2 separate regions of the Homo sapiens genome follow, and region 2 is linked to region 1. A link is a loop called in an ENCODE intact Hi-C map of the cell type or tissue named here. Cell type or tissue: heart left ventricle. All regions are shown on one strand.

Region 1 (8,000 bases):
CACTTCGCCTGTTTTTTCTCTTTATTCCTTAATCTGACAAAGTTTGCTCTTTTCCCTTTGGAATGGTACTCCAGGGAAACAAGGATATTTGTTTCCTGCTGTGTCTCTGGCACCTGGAAAAGTGTATGGACATATACTGGGTACTCAAATATATGCAAGATTAATTGGGAAAAAAGTCTTGAGACTTTATTAAATTTGAAGTTTGGCCAGGCATTGTGGCTTACGCCTGTAATCCCAGCACTTTGGGAGGCCGAGGCAGGTGGATCACTTGAGGTCAGGAGTTCAAAAACCAGCCTGGCCAACATGGTGAAACCCCATCTCTACTAAACATACAAAAAATTAGCAGGGTGTGGTGGCATGTGCCTGTAATCCCAGCTACTTGAGAGGCTGAGGCATGAGAATCTCTTGAACCTGGGGAGGTGGAGGTTGCAGTGAGCCAAGATCTGTCCATAAAACCAGTGGGTTCTTTCTCTAAAGTCTTGAAATCCATCCATTCTCCATTTCTACCACCTTCACAGATGACCGTTCTCACCATGGAACAAGGCTTGTAAAAGCTGCAGAAAAAAAAAAAAAAACCTCAAATACCTCGTGAATGAATGGCCATCATTGTGGGGTGCTACTGTCTCCACATTATAGATTTGGAAACTGAGGCTTAGAAATATTCACTATTGGCTAGACGCGGTGGCTTACGCCTGTAATTCCAGCACTTTGGGAGGCTGAGGCGGGTGGATCACCTGAGGTAAGGAGTTAAAGACCAGCCTGGACAACGTGGTGACACCCCGGTCTCTACTAAAAATACAAAAAATTAGCCGGGCGTGGTGGTGGACACCTGTAATCCCAGCTACTCGGGAGGCTGAGGCAGGAGAATTGCTTGAACCCAGGCGGTGGAGGTTGCAGTGAGCCGAGATCAGGCCATTGCACTCCAGCCTGGGTGACAGTGCAAGATTCCGTCTCAAATAAATAAATAAATAAATAAATAAATAAATAAATAAATAAGAAATATTCACTATCCCATGGACATACAGATGGAAAGAAGCAAAGCCAGCATTAGAATCCAGTCAACTGACCCTGCCAGAGGCTGGAGTCTACTCACTGCACTCTAGTGTCCCCCCTCTGTCTTCCTCCTCTGTTCTGGCATTTATCCTGTGGCCTTAATATTCAGTTTTGGCCTTCACTGATTTCTTTAGGTGAAGACTGGGATTTAAAAAGCAAGAATCGTATAGGAGCATAGTTTTATCACAATTCCAATGTAGTGCTCTGTGGCAGACTGTTTCCAGAAGACTTTTTTTTTTTTTGGAGACAGAGCCTGGCTCTGTAACCGAGAGCTAGAGTGCAGTAGAGTGATCTTGGCTCACTGCAACCTCCGCTTCCCAGATTCAAGCAATTCTTGTGCCTCAGCCTCCCAAGAAGCTGGGATTACAGGCATCCACCACCACACCCAGCTAATTTTTGTATTTTTAGTAGAGATGCGGTTTCACCACGTTGGCCAGGCTGGTCTTTAACTCCTGGCCTCTGGGGATCTGCCCACCTTGGCCTCCCAAAGTGCTGGGATTACAGGCGTGAGCCACTGTGCCCAGCCACAGAAGGCTCTTTACTTACATCAGCCGAGTGCCCCCAGCGCTGCAGGCCCACCATGGAGATGGGCCTAGGCTTCTACCCGTAAACTGTACTTTTTCCCCCTGTGTGGTTGGTGGCAGTGGAGAAGAGCTTGGCACACAAGTCCAAATGCTAGGTCTAGGGTGGGTGGTGGATGGCTGCCTTCACATCTGACTTTAATCAGCCTCCAAGACAGATTCCCAAACCCTTCCTTCATCTTCATCCTACTGCATGCATGCCAATTCAATTTTAAACAATTATAACTGCACAAGTAATAAATATATTCTCAATATAAACAAAAACTAAACAACACTTAAACAAAAACTTGAATATATTCTCAATGTAAACAAAAACTTTAACATTACAAACAAGGCAAAAGTCCCCCAGCACACACTGACCCTTCTTTTGAGTAAGGTTACCAGGGTAAGGTATACCCCTTCAAGCACGTTTCACATGACTCTCAAATTGTGTTTCCTGGACAAGCAGCACAGCATCACCTGGGAACTTGTTAGAAATGCAAGTTATTGGGCGCCATCCCAAATCTAACGTGCCAGAAATGCTGGGAGTGGTGCCCAGCACTCTTTTGACAAGACCTTCCGTGATGCTGATCCTTCCTTAAGTTTGAGAACCAATGGCCTAGCTCCCTGTTGCTGTGAAGCTAACCGTGCACCTGGGCTCTAGTCCTCTATGCCTGGGCTCATTTATTTTTCTAGCTTCACGTCCCCCAAGCAACCGACCTTCTCTCCCACCAAAGTGGACACATTCCCAGCCCTGGCTCAGGCCCTTTTCGCCATCTTCTCTTTCAAGTTCTGTCCCTAAATGCTCTGGCCTTCAAGGCACACAGGAAAAGCTGCTCTAATAGAGCTGGCTGGCAGGACCGGGCACGGGAGGGAAGGAGGGCAGTGGGTGGGGGAAACCGGGCGGGGGCAGGCGAGACCTCAGGGCTCCAGGGCCTCGTCCCCGGACTCCGCCGATTCCTCCTCGATGCGGGCTGCGGCCTCGGGGTCGCCGCCCTCCTCCGCCCGGAAGCGCAGCAGATGCGGGGGGCGGGGGGTGCCTCGCACGCGGCCGAAGTTCCGGAGGCTGATGGCCGGGGAGGGCGCCCCTACGCCCAGGAAGCGGCCGAGCAACGGGGTCTGCGCGGCGGGCGCGGGCCGACCAGATCCGGGGGACGCCTCCACCTGCAGGCTCTGCTCAGGGTCGTCGCTCATGCTGCGGGCGGGAGGGCGGGCTGAGCCGGGGCACAGGGCGGGAGCGGGGACGCGGGATCGGCTCTCGGGGAAGGACCGAGGCATCGGTGCCCCAGAGGCTGAGCGAGGACCCGCGTGCCGGGTCAGGCCCAGTGCAAGCCACTCACCGCAGGTTGAAGGTGGAGCCCAGGAATGAGGGCCGCAGAGACTCGGCCGCCGTGGCCACAGTGTAGGGTGGCTGCGGCTGGTCCTCATCCCAGTACTGGTCCTTCTCAGCGGGGGGAAGGTTCTGGTACATTTCGTCCACGGATAGCAGGGACACCTGGGCCACCAGCAAGTTACAAGGATCCTCCTCTCCTCTCCTTCCCACGGCCGGGCTGAGAGCTGACCGGGAGAGGGGGCCCAGGAGCTGCCCTGGACTCCTGATCCTGATGCTTGCTCACCTGCAAGTTGCGGTCTATGAGCTGATTTGTCTCAAAGTCGTCATCATCCTCACCAAATGGGTTGATGATCTGTTCAGCCACCTATAGGTGGCAGAGACAGGGTTTTCTGGGTTCAGAGCCCCACTCTTTTTCCCCAAAGTCGGGGCAGCCCCTCTGCCCACATCTCCACAGAGCAGGCTGGCATGCCCATCTGCAGTGCCCACCTTGAGCCAGCCAGCATAGAAGAAGAACTGCAGCAGAGTGGTGAGAGGCACGTACATGTCCGGGTCTCCCAGGGCTGGGGCTGGCTCCTGGCCTGGCTTCAGAAGCTTCTGAGGTTTGGCAGCCCCTGCCTCTGGCTCCACAAACTGGCGGCCAACCAGGGAGAGGGCAAAGAAAGAGTAGACGGCTATGGTCACCACCTGGAGAATGAAGAGCCAGGCTCAGTGCAGGATGCAGCGGGCCAAGGAGAAATGCTGCCCCTGCCTCTGAGGATCTATGGGAAGTCTGACAAGTAATCAAACATGTATCCTGGTGTGGCAGTACCAGTGGGGACAGGGTCACCTTGTTGGGGGTGGTGGGGGGCTTTTAGGATGAACCCGGTGCCTCAGGGGACTGAAATGGCCAGGCAAGTACCATCGCTAATTCTTCTCATCTCACACACAGCACAGGACATACAGTAGGCACTGGGACTCGGGAGGGGAGAGGCAGTTACTTGGGTGTAGACGAGGGGGATGCTGATCCAGTCATAGTGGAATAGCATGCTGCACTTGGCTCGGTACTTGTTCAGCTCCTGGGGGAACAGCAGGAACAGGAAGTCAGCAGAGGTGAGGAAGGAACAGGGGTGCCCAGCACAAACTAGGCCTGGGCCTGGCCAGGAGGCTCTTTCTCATTCTGCCCTCAGAGGTGTATTAAGATGGGGTGCTTGAATCCCAGCTCTGCTAACTAGCTGTGTAACTTAGGCAAATTTCTTTTCTACTCTGTGCCTCAGTTTCCACATCTGTGCAAGGAGGATGATAGTACCTATGTCAAGAGTTGCTGTAAGGGATGAATGAGTTAACATGGGTACAGGGCTTCCAAAAGGCTGGGGTACACAGCTGATGCCATACAACTGTTAGGTATTAAAATTATTATTCATCTTTAAAATTAGAGGGAGGAGGGCAGATGGGTCTGGTCCTGAGCCCACTCACTTCCAAAAGTAGACAGAGAGCGATATCGTCACGTATTCGCCCGTCCCTCCGGGCCTGGGCCGCCAGGTTGGTGAACCAGACGCAGGGGACCCAGTACTTGTTGAAGTCGGATTTCAGGCTCTCAAACTTTTTCCTCTCTTCCTGGGACATGAAACCTGAGGGGGTAAAGCAGGTGGGGTGCAGTTGCACCCTCTGCCGCCAGGGGAGGCTGCTGTTCCGCCGTCTGGCTCCCCTCCCTCGCGTCCACCGGCTGTCCCAGGACTCGCGGTTCCGCGTTCCTGTCGCAGTCCAGACCCTTCCCTGGAGGCCCCTGCTCCCAGGACTCTCCCAGGCGCCACCTGCATCCGGCTGTGGGCCGGACCCCCAGAGGCTCCCGGCGGGCGGCGCACCTGCGTCCACCACGTGCTCCATGGTGGGGAAGCGCTTAAGCACGCGGGTGCTGACCGAGCGCAGCACCAGCACGGACGCCAGGTTCGCGTAGCGGATGAGGGTGCGGCGCAGCAGGCGGCCCCGCTGGTCCACGCCGTGCACGCTAGCCGAGATGACGCACATCAGCTGGTCTGGCAGCGGGATGCTTGTGTACTGGGACCACCAGCGGTTCACCACGAGAGTCACATAGAAACCTGCTTGGCCGCCGTGATAGAGGGAGTAGGAAGGGAGAGTGGAGAGCCTGGGGGTCGGAGCGCCTCACCTCCCCCAGCAAAGGGCCTGGTCCAGGCCAGTTGAATCGTGGCAGGGGGAAGGAAACATTCAGCTCCAGTGCCCTGCTGTGCGAGGCCAGGAGGAGGGAGGAGGGCAAACTTCCTTCAGCAGAGGGAAAGTGGGGATTCAAAGCCAGGAGACTGCTTCCCAGGAGGGTGGGGAAGGGGTTGTCACCTCTGTCCAGCTCCCCTGCAGTGCCCAGGGTGGGCTTGTGAGGCCAGCAGGTGTCTTGTGCCTTGCTGGAAGTGAGGGTCCGGCAAGTGATAGGGCCCTGCCCTCTGGAAGTCCTGGACCCAGCACCCAGCTCCTGTGCCTGCTGGGCCTGCTCTGGCTGACCAGGAAGGCTCTGCCACCGTGTTGAGTAATTCTTTTTTTTTTTTTTTTTTTTTTTAGCAGAGTCTCGCTACATTGCCCAGGCTGGACTGGAACTCCTGGGCTCAAGCGATCCTCTCACCTCAGCCTCTCGAGTAGCTGAGACTGCAGGTGTGTCACCACACCATCTGTTGGGTAATTCTGACCCTCGGAGCTGTCAACCCAACCCAGAGGTCAGGGAACACAGTAAGGGGGACACAGGGAAAACTAGAAGGGAGCCTTACCCAATACAAAGGACAAGGGAATGAGGTCTGCTGAGCGGTTGCAGTACCGGGCCACCTGAGCATACACGTACCTCTGCTCCTGGGTCAGCAGCAGCCTGGGGAAGGCAGGTGTAGGCTTGGGTTAGAGGGAGGTGGGTGGCCCAGTCTCCCCACTTGCGCCAGCTCTAAGACCCTGCCCTTACCGGTAGGTGATGCTAAGCACAGCGTACAAGGCCCCAAAGAGGAGGAATTCCTTGTAGAGGAGCTTGTAGATGCTTCCCCTCCAGCGGAGAAGCAGGCCAGAGAAACCTCCGAAGCGGGCCTCCGCCACTTTGAGAGTGTATGAAACCGTCATGGTGCTGGGAGCCTGGGGCAGGAGGTCACAAGAGTTGCCCCCAGGGCTGTCGTTTAGTTCTCCAGACAACCTCCCTTCCACTCTGGTCTCACACACCCCAGCCTTCACCCTGCGTCAGTGGACAAGGGGGTAGGAGCCTGCAGAGCAGAAAAGTACACCCCACCCCCTGCAGAACTGAGCAGTACATGGGCAAAGCCAGGCTAGAGTTGGACAAGGTAGAACTGAGATCTGTGTCCCTTCATGCATGAGGTTTCCTCAAGCTCCTCTTCAGCCTGCAGGGCTAGGGATAACCAGATCCTGAACTGCTGCGGACAAGAGACGCAGCTCCAGCCCAAATCCACTGCTATTCCTTGGGGCCTTGCTTTGGAAGCTGATTAACTAGAACTACCAGGGCCCAGGGCACTCTCACCCCCATCCCATACCTGCCTACCTGCTCTGGGCAGCAGCCCGTGTGGAAGATGAACTGGGCTAGACTTCAACCCCCACAGACTTAAGTACCTCTGCAGTCCATAAAGTTAGGCTGGACTGAGGCCTATCATTGATGGATTGAAGCTGTCATCCAGCTTCCCCTGGTGCTGGGAACTGGGTGTGTCTCCTTACCCCTGTAGGGTTGGGCTGGCCTTCGAGTGGCAGAAATGCCAGCTATACTGACCCCACAGCTCACACAGACGACACCATGTCCTTCAAGCCAGTATGACAGGGGTTATTGTCCCACGTTTCAGGTGGGAAGACAGATGCATGATAAACTGTTATAATAATACCAGCTGCTGATCACAGAGCACTGACTAAGTGACAGGAACCATGCCAAGGGCACTACTAGGTCATCCTCTCAAGAAATCCTCATCACAGCACCATGAGGTAGGGAATCAATCATCCACATTTCACAGATGAGGCTCCAAGAGGTAAATGACTTGCCCGCCGTCGGCCATACAGCTAGAACATGTTGGAGGCAGGATTCAAAGCCAGGGCTGATGGACTTCCAAGGCTGGAAGTGGCCTAGCAAAGGCATGAGCTCCAGGACCCATCCTGTGCACTGGCCACACTCCCAGTCTTCTTGTACAGGGGCTTGGGGGCTTGGCCAGGCTCTTCTCCATCCATGCCACGGGGCTGACAGCCACAGATCTGGAAGCTCAGGCCTAGGAGTGCAGGCTCCGTTAAGCCCTGTGTCCAACATCCTGACTCCTAGGGGTGCCCAAGATTTGAGTGGCCACTTTCACCTCTGGAGGAAGTAATACCTAAGGCGCTGATAGAAATAGAACTTCCGCTGCCAGGCAAGGTGGCTCACACCTGTAATCCTAGCACTTTGGGCAGCCTCAACGCAGGTGGATCACTTGAGGTCAGGAGTTCGAGACTAGCCTGGCCCAACATGGTGAAACCCTGTCTCTACTAAAAATACAAAAATTAGCCGGGTGTGGTGGCACGAACTTGTAATCCCAGCAGGTACATGGGAGGCTGAGGCAGGAGAATTGCTTGAACCTGGGGAGGCGCAGGTTGCAACGAGTTGAGATCGTGCCACTGCACTCTAGCCTGGGTAATCAAAAAAAAAAAAAAAAGAAAAGAAAGAAAGAAAAAGAAAAAGAAAAAGAAATAGAATCTCAATGGGAGAATCGCTTGAACCCGGGAGGGAGAGGTTGCAGTGAGCTGAGATTGTGCCACTGCACTTCAGCTTGGGTGACAGAGACTCTGTCTCAAAAAAAAAAAAAAAAAAAAAGGCCAGGCACTGTGACTCACGCCTGTAATCCCAGCACTTTGGGAGGCCGAGGCAGGCGGATCACCTGAGGTCGGGAGTTCGAGATCAGCCTGACCAACATGGAGAAACCCCATCTCTACTAAAAATACAAAATTAGCTGAGCATGGTGGCACATGCCTGTAATCCCAGCTACTCCGGAGGCTGAGACAGAAGAATCGCTTGAACCTGGGAGGTGGAGATTGCGGTGAGCCGAGATCATGCCATTGCACTCCAGCCTGGA
Region 2 (8,000 bases), 50 kb after region 1:
AGGCACATGCCTGTAGCAGGTTTTCTTTCTGGCCTGGGCAATGGCTTAGCAAACACCTAGGTAATTTCCCCCAGCAAAGCCTCTTTGTGGGGATCTTTTTCTCCTTTGCTCAGATCTTACAGATCTTTGTGTTTAGTTTTGTGTAAATAAGTCAGGTCTTCCTTCCTTGAGAGGGAAAGAGAAGGAGGATGTGGAGAGAGCCTTGGGGAAGCCCATGCTCTCTGTTCCTGGCCTGGGAGGTAATTAGGACCTTGGTAAGGTTTTGATCATCCTCATTCCCCAGACCCCTCCTTTCTGCTGGGAGAGTCCCCAGCGGGAGATGAAGCAGGGCCCCAGGAGTGGCACTCACGGCAGGTAGGCGGAGCCCCCTTGGAGTTTGGCTCCCTCCCAGAAGCAGTCGAGGGGGGTGAGGATCACGCACGGAAACAGCTTCTCAATCATCTGCCAGGGATACCCCGGGCCACGTCAGTCCTGCCCCACAACCTTTGTAGGATGCCCTCTGCAATCCCCCTCCTTAGTTTTAAGGGGGCAGATTGCAGGCTGTGGGGCTTGCTCGGTCTCTGAGTCCTCCCACGCTACAGAAAAAGTTCTGCCTCTACTCCCTCTCAGGACACTTACCCGCTCAATCATTCCATTTTCAATAAGGGGAACTCCTGACTTGTAGCAGATTTTGTTCAAATCCCAGGACCTGCAATAGCCAGGGGCATAGGAGATCAGCAGAAGAAGGGGATTCCCACTCCAGAACCCCCACAGCACGCCTCGCCCCCAGCTGCTCAGGGGCTCAGCCAGACTCACTTCCCATAGAGTGATACTTGGACTTTACTGGCAGTGAGGGCTGCCTGGAGGTGGAGGCCAAGTGCTTCGGGTGTGAGGATGTTCTCTCCCTCCTGGCGTGCGGTCTGTATCAGCATCTGAGAGGTGTATGCAGCCTCCTCCCCCAGCTTCTCCTTGGTGTAATGCAGCTCCTGGCTCACCCGGCTGCCCACTGCCAGAGCAAACAGAGAAAGCTGGGGGGGAAAGGGCCTAGGCGGGTCAGAACTTGGGAAGGGGGCTTCTAACTCTGAGGCCTCCCCAGACAAGTGGGAGAGGTGCGGCAGAGAGGAGTCCCTGCCTTATCCCTGAGGGCCTGGTCATGGCCCAGGCCGACTCCCCAGGCTTCTGGGTCCTGGAGCTCTGCCAGGGAAGTGGAGAAGCCTCGGTTGTGTGGCTCTGCGGATTTCTTGTGTGGTCTAGGGCTTAAGCATGAACCAGGTTGGCTGGGTTTTGGGTGTAAACTTAAAAATGACAATCAGCATGAGCTGGCCGTGGGCTGTGGGGGTTGTAGGGGCATCTTGGTAAGGGAACCCTCGCTCAGTCCCTCTCTGTTCTGGTGGGGAGGACAAGGAGGGCCAATAGGGGCCAATAGGGAGGCTGCTGCTAGGAGGGTTTCCTAAAAGAACAGGTGTAGGGCTAGGGCTGGTTCTTAGTTCAGGTTGCTCTGGGCAGTGATTTATATCCACACACCTTTCTGCAAAGTGTCCTAAGGAGAGGGCAGGGATAGGAGTGTCTGATAATAATGGGTGATAATAATGGGCCCTGTGTTGGTGTGGGGGAGAGGGAGGATGGGACAGTCATTCAGTGTGCTGCTCCCACTCAGGCAGAAAGTGCATGGAATCAGCTCACGAACCCTGGCAGGGGTGAAATCAAAGTGGGCCAAGGGGAGGGAGGTGTCCAGATCCTTTTCACCGCCCTCACTGTCCAGACCACAGGGATTCCCGGCGCCAGGCCTGCCATAGTGTCCTGGATCTTAGCGCCCCTCCAGTCCTGCGTTATGCTGGCCACAGGCTCCTGCTCTGTAACTGGGACCTGGGGGAGGTGGGGACATTGTGAGGGGCTATCACCTAACTATGATGTGGGGAAGAGTGAGGGCCAAATCTACCTCTGGAGGCTTTGCGGATTTGGTCTGATCTCAGACCCTGCGCTGTTTCCACCTGTCTGGGGGTCTCCTCCTGTTAGTCTTTGCTGCCTGCTGGGACCCAAACGTACTGCTTCTCTGAGACTCAAGCCCCATCTGAGATCGTCATGTTTCCCAATCTCTTTTCCTTTTTTTTTTTTTTTTGAGACAGAGTCTTGCTCTATTGCCCAGGCTGGAGTGCAGTGGCCTGATCATAGCTCACTATAGCTTCGACTTCCTGGGCTCAGGTGATCCTCCCACCTCAGCCTCCCAAGTGGCTGGGACCACAGGCACCCGCCACCAGGCCTGGCTAATTTTTAAATTTTTTGTAGAGACGAGGTCTCATCACTATGTTGCCCAAGCTGGTCTTTTTTGTGGCTCACTGCAACGTCTGTCTCCCAGGTTCAAGCGATTCTCGTGCCTCAGCCTTCCGAGTAGCTGGGATTACAAGCACCTGCCACCATGGCCAGCTAATTTTTTGCATTTTTAGTACAGGTGGGGTTTCACGGCCTCCCAAAGTGCTGGGATTACAGGAGTGAGCCACCGCACCCGGCCCCAAGTTGGTCTTAAATTCCTGGGCTCAAGCGATCCTCCCACCCCAGCCTCCTAAAGTGCTGGGATTACAGGTGTGAGTCACTGCACCTGGCCCTCCAATCTCTTTTTCAAACCCATGTAATCTTCTCACTCACAAAAGCCCCAAATCCTTGGTAGCCCCCAACACATACTTACCCATATGCTCACATGTCCCCTCGTGCCCCAAAAGTCACATTCCTGGCCTTCACCTCATGAAAACAGTCTTCCTGTCCTGCTCCCCACACTGCCAGTTCCTTCCCTTTTTTTTTTTTTTGAGACTGAGTTTCGCTCTTATTGCCCAGGCTGGAGTGCAATGGTGCAATCTCGGCTCACTGCAACCTCTGCCTCCCGGGTTCAAGCGATTCTCCTGCCTCAGCCTCCCGAGTAGTTGGGATTACAGGTGCCTGCCACTACGCCTGGCTAATTTTTATATTATTAGTAGTAGAGATGGGGTTTCACCCTGTTCGCCAGGCTGATCTTGAACTGCTGACCTCAGGTGATCTGCCAGCCTCGGCCTCACAAAGTGCTGGGATTACAGGTGTGAGCCACCGTGCCCAGCCTCTCCTTCTCCGACTCTCCCCTACTCCCCACTCTTTTGCCAGGCCTGTACTGCAGTGTTTATTTCACCAAGATTAGGCCGAAGGCTGCCGCATGGAAGGGAAGAAGAGGACAGAGATAAGCTCTCCATAGTAAGTGGGTTTGCTGAGAGGAAGGAGGCATGGGAGGAGGAAGGAACCCAGAGAGATCTGATAAGAAAGCAAGAGAAAGAAACACGGATAATTTAAAATGGAGCATCAAAGAGAATAAAGACTCCTCAGGGGAGAAAATGGGGCAGAGAAAAAGATAAACCTTAGTTGACAAAGATAGATATGGACAGGTGAACTGGGATGCATTGTGGTGCAGAAAGGAAGAGTCGATAATGCTTAGTCTGTGCCTTGGGCTCATTAGTTATTCTCTCTGGGTCTCCAGCTCCTCATCTGTCAAACAGAAACAGTGACTACCTTGGTAGAATTAGAATAAATGCAGGCAAAGTACTTAGGAAATTGCATGGCACACAGTAGGTACAGATGTGGAGTTATTTTTCAATAGTTGCTGGTAGAGAAATGAAGTGACAGAAAAATGAGAAGGAACTGAAGGAAAGACTGCAGGTGACAGGGGAGGAAATAGGACAGAGGAGGGAGAATATCAAGATTGATACATGAAAAAACAACTTGTCTCTTTTTTTTGAGACAGGGTCTCGCTTTGTCACCCAGGCTGGAGTGCAGTGGTGCAATCACAGCTCACCGCAGCCTTGACCTCCCGGCTCAAGCAATCCTCTCAAGTAGCTGGAACTACAGGTGTGTGCCACCATGCCCAGTTAATGTTTGTATTTTTTGTAGAGACAGGGTCTCCCTATGTTGCCCAGGCTGGTCTCGAACTCCTGGGCTCAAGTGATCCTCCCACCTCAGCCTCTGAAAGTGCTGGGATTACAGGCATGAGTCACTGTGCTCGGCCAAACTTTTATGTCTTTACCAACGGGAAAATATAACTGGTTAACCAATATGGAAAAAGACTCTACCTTATAAATAATAATGTAAATGCAAATACAAACATCAATAAGTTACTATCTAACAATTTAGCAAAAATTTTAAAATTGATGGCACTCGTTGCTGGTTTACAAGAGTACACTCTAACCCACCATGAGAGTGTAATATGGTACACTCTTCGGGGGAAAGCAACATTGCAATATATATGCTCCATAATCTTTGGTCCAGAAGTTTCACGTGTAAAGGCCTATATACTATTGTAGGGACTTAAGCTTTCTCTAGGTGAAATGGGAGTCATGGTAGATTTTGGGCAGAGGGGATCTGACGTTTTCATCACCTAACAATGTATTTTTGTGAATACACTATTGTGAGTTGTGAATGATGAGGTGCCCACGAGAAGAAGTCAGGAAACGTGTCCTGGACCAGGTGTGCGCAGGGAACTGTCAAAGACTCCGTGTTTCGGTACTGCTAAGAGTGAGCCAGGGAGGAGCCAGCGGCAATGCTGGAGAAGCAATCAAGTCCAATTATGGAGGGCCTAGAGTGTGTGCTATGGAGTTTATATTTGATTTTACAGAATCTGGTGGAAATCGGTGGAAGGGCACTAAGAAGGGGACTGACTTGGCCAGATGGAGATTGGCCACAGGGTGGTGCTGTGGAGGCAGATTTGAAGGTGAGGCTGTCAGCACCTTCCTCCTTTCTAACAGACCCTGATTTCCGTGGCCGTCATCGGAAAGGCCCAGTGATTAGGGACAGCTGGGCTCCTCCCCAGCATCAGGAGGTGAAACTTGATTAGTTTAAGAAGCCAATCAGTAATTCCATTGCCTTTGCCAAGTGAAGGATTTCGGCATAGGATGCTACATAGTTCTTGCCAAAGAGAGCAAATGAGAAGTTGGCTGGGAGGCTACTAATACATTTTTCCTCACTTTTTAAAAGAGATGCAAGATCAGGCATGGTGGCTCATGCCTGTAACCCCAGCACTTCAGGAGGCCAAGGCAGGAGGATCGCTTGAGACCAGGAGTTCAAGACCAGCCTGGGGGCCGGCCAGGCGCGATGGCTCATACCTGCAATCCCAGCACTTTGGGAGGCCGAGGTGGGCGGATCACGAAGTCAAGAGGTTGAGACTAGCTTGGCCAACGTGGTGAAACCCTGTCTTTACTAAAAATACAAAAATTAGCCAGGCGTGGTGCGCACCTGTAATCCCAGCTACTGAGGAGGCTGAGGCAGAAGAATCGCTTGAACCCAGGAGGCGGAGGTTGCAGTGAGCTGAGGTCAATCCACTGCACTCCAGCCTGGGCTAGAGAGCAAGACTCTGTCTCGGGGGATGGAAAAGAAAAAGAAAAAAGGAAAAAAGATCAGCCTGGGCAACATAGTGGGACTGCGTCTCTACAAACAAACAAACAAACAAACAAAAAAATTAGCTGTGCATGGTGGCATGTGCCTGTAGTCCCAGATACTACAGAGAAAGAGGCAGGAGTACTGTGTGAGCCTAGGAGTTCCAGGCTGCAGTGAGCTGTGATTGTGTCACTGCACTCCAGCCTGGGTGAAAGAGTGAGACCCTGTCTCTATAAAACAAAACAAAAACAAAAAGAAATGCAAGACAAGAATGATTTCTTTTTCCTGACACTGCAGCAGCCACTTTGAGATAAGTCTGAGGACAAAAGTCCAGAATGTTGAAGATGGCAGAGGAGAAAGATAGAAAGAAACTGGGTCCTTGCTAATGTCCTTGGGCTGCCGAATTAACTGAATTAACCAGGCTTCCTGTTACAGAGAATAATAAATCAATCTTCTTTCTTCCTTCTTCCCTTCTTCCTTTCCTTTTCTTCTCTTTTCATGTGGCTAAAAGCATTCTATTATTTAATTTAATTTATTTATTTATATATTTTTTTGAGACAGAGTCTTGCTGTTACCCAGGCTGGAGTGCAATGGCACGATCTCAGCTCACTGCAACCTCCGCCTCCTGGGTTCAAGTGATCTCCTGCCTCAGCCTCCGGAGTAGCTGCGATTACAGGTACATGCCATCATGTGTGGCCAAATTTTGTATTTTTAGTAGAGACAAGGTTTTGCCATGTTGGCCAGGCTGGTCTCGAACTCCTGACCTCAGGTGATCCACCCCACCCTGGACTCCCAAAATGCTGGGATTACAGGTGTGAGCCACTGTGCCTGGCCTTATTTTATTTTTTAATTTTTTAGAAATAGAGATGGGTTTTTGCCATGTTGCCCAGGCTGGTCTTGAATTCCTGGGCTCAGTCAAGCCTCCCACCTTGGCCTCCCAAAATGCTAGGATTACAAGCATGAGCCACCACGCCTGGCCTAAAAGCATTCTAAATGATACAATCAGAAGTGTATTGCCAGAGATAGAACAAGGCCTCAACTAGAGCAGTGACCACAAGGTAGAAAGGATGGGTTTGTGCCGGGCCCGGTGGCTCAAGCCTGTAATCCCAGCACTTTGGGAGGCCGAGGCGGGCGGATCACGAGGTCAGGAGATCGACACCATCCTGGCTAACATGGTGGAACCCTGTCTCTACTAAAAAAAATACAAAAAAATTAGCTGGGCATGGTGGCGGGTGCCTGTAGTCCCAGCTACTCAGAAGGCTGAGGCAGGAGAATGGCGTGAACCCGGGAGATGGAGCTTGCAGTGAGCTAAGATCGCACCTCTGCACTCCAGTGTGGGCAACACATCAAGACTCCGTCTCAAAAAAAAAAAAAAAGAAAGGATGGGTTTGTTATGAGAGAGGTTAAGAAGCAAGGATTTAATAGTTTAGTAAACAATTGGGTGAACAAGAACTGAGGCTGACTCCTAAGGTTTTAGCTTTAGGTATTTAAGTGGATGGTGATTCTACCAACTGATATAAGGCCATCCTCTGTCTTCTACATGGAATGGCAGCTCTTGTTGCGCAGGCTGGAGTACAAAGACGCGATCTCGGCTCACTGCAAACTCTGCCTCCCGGGTTCAAGCGATTCTCCTGCCACAGCCTCCCCAGTAGCTGGGATTACAGGCATGCACCACCACGCCTGGCTAATTTTGTATTTGGAGTAGAGACAGTGTTTCACCATGTTGGTCAGGCTGGTCTCAAACTCTTGACCTCAAGTGATCCACCCGCTTCGGCCTCCCAAAGTGCTAGGATTACAGGCGTGAGCCACCGTGCCAGGCCTTTGTAATTTTCATTTTAGAGAACAATCTGCCTCTGAACGCTTGACTTTACAGTTGGCCAGGAAAGACAAACAAGTCAAATTCCAAGTCTCACTGAGGCAAAGTTAAGGAGGACCCTGAACTCTGGTCTGGAACACTGTGATAGCCAATGTTCGGTTTCTTCCTCGGCTTAATCTTTCTTTTTCTTTTCTTTTTTTTTTTTTTTGAGTCTCGCTCTGTCGCCAGGCTAGAGTGCAGTGGCACGATCTTGGCCCACTGCAACCTCTGCCTCCTGGGCTCAAGCGATTCTCCTGCCTCAGCCTCTGGAGTAGCTGGGACTACAGGCGCGAACCACCGCACTTGGCTAATTTTTGTATTTTTAGTAGAGATGGAGTTTCACCAAGTTAGCCAGGCTAGCCAGGCTGGTGTTGAACTCCTGACCTCAGGAGATCCACCTACTTCGGCCTCCCGAAGTGCTGGGATTACAGGCGTGAGCCACTGCACCCTGCCTTCTTACACTTTTTCTTTGAGACTGGGTCTCACAGTGAGACTCCATCTCTATGAAAAAAAAGATTGGCCTAGCGTCTGGCTCAGGCCTGTAATCCCAGCACTTTGGGAGGCCAAGGCGGGCGGATCACAAGGTCAGGAGATCGAGGCCAGCATGGCCAACATGGTGACACCCTGTTTCTACTAAAAATACAAAAAAATTAGCCGGGCATGGTGGCGCATGCCTATAGTGTCAGCTACTCTGGAGAATCGCTTGAACCCGGGAGGCGGAGGTTGCAGTGAGCCGAGATTGCGTCACTGCACTACAGCCTGGGCAACAGAGCAAGACTTA

The links. A loop is a pair of places that touch in the nucleus more often than their neighbours do. Peaks named below come from ENCODE experiments on the same cell type or tissue, not always from the same donor. Only the 100,000 strongest peaks of a DNase experiment are listed, where the experiment ranks them.
Region 2: a loop joins it to region 1, with 2.5 times the contacts of the local background. A loop is called at or near these places in 72 of 110 quality-filtered maps.

What each region holds. Positions count from the first base shown.
Region 1 is chr1:44,781,676-44,789,675 of GRCh38, forward strand. It overlaps BEST4 (bestrophin 4), which reads right to left and starts at 6,495. Exons shown (of 9, transcript NM_153274.3): 1 at 5,879-6,495; 2 at 5,697-5,791; 3 at 4,788-5,021; 4 at 4,399-4,553; 5 at 3,924-4,001; 6 at 3,433-3,630; 7 at 3,230-3,310; 8 at 2,954-3,108; 9 at 1,910-2,808. The coding sequence starts at 6,030. The coding sequence ends at 2,535. RefSeq lists silencers at 2,498-2,847, 4,697-4,826 and enhancers at 4,352-5,037, 4,947-5,036, 5,038-5,723. In heart left ventricle, a CTCF peak has its summit at 4,596; DNase peaks (open chromatin) are centred at 2,698, 3,042 and 4,646; H3K4me3 peaks cover 1,773 bases; H3K27ac peaks cover 1,010 bases.
Region 2 is chr1:44,831,357-44,839,356 of GRCh38, forward strand. It overlaps PTCH2 (patched 2), which reads right to left. Exons shown (of 22, transcript NM_003738.5): 3 at 796-985; 4 at 619-688; 5 at 350-441. Among named protein-coding and RNA genes, the nearest start is that of PTCH2, 7.9 kb to the right of the region's middle. RefSeq lists an enhancer at 4,558-5,058. In heart left ventricle, CTCF peaks have their summits at 4,660 (motif pointing right) and 4,859; a DNase peak (open chromatin) is centred at 4,705.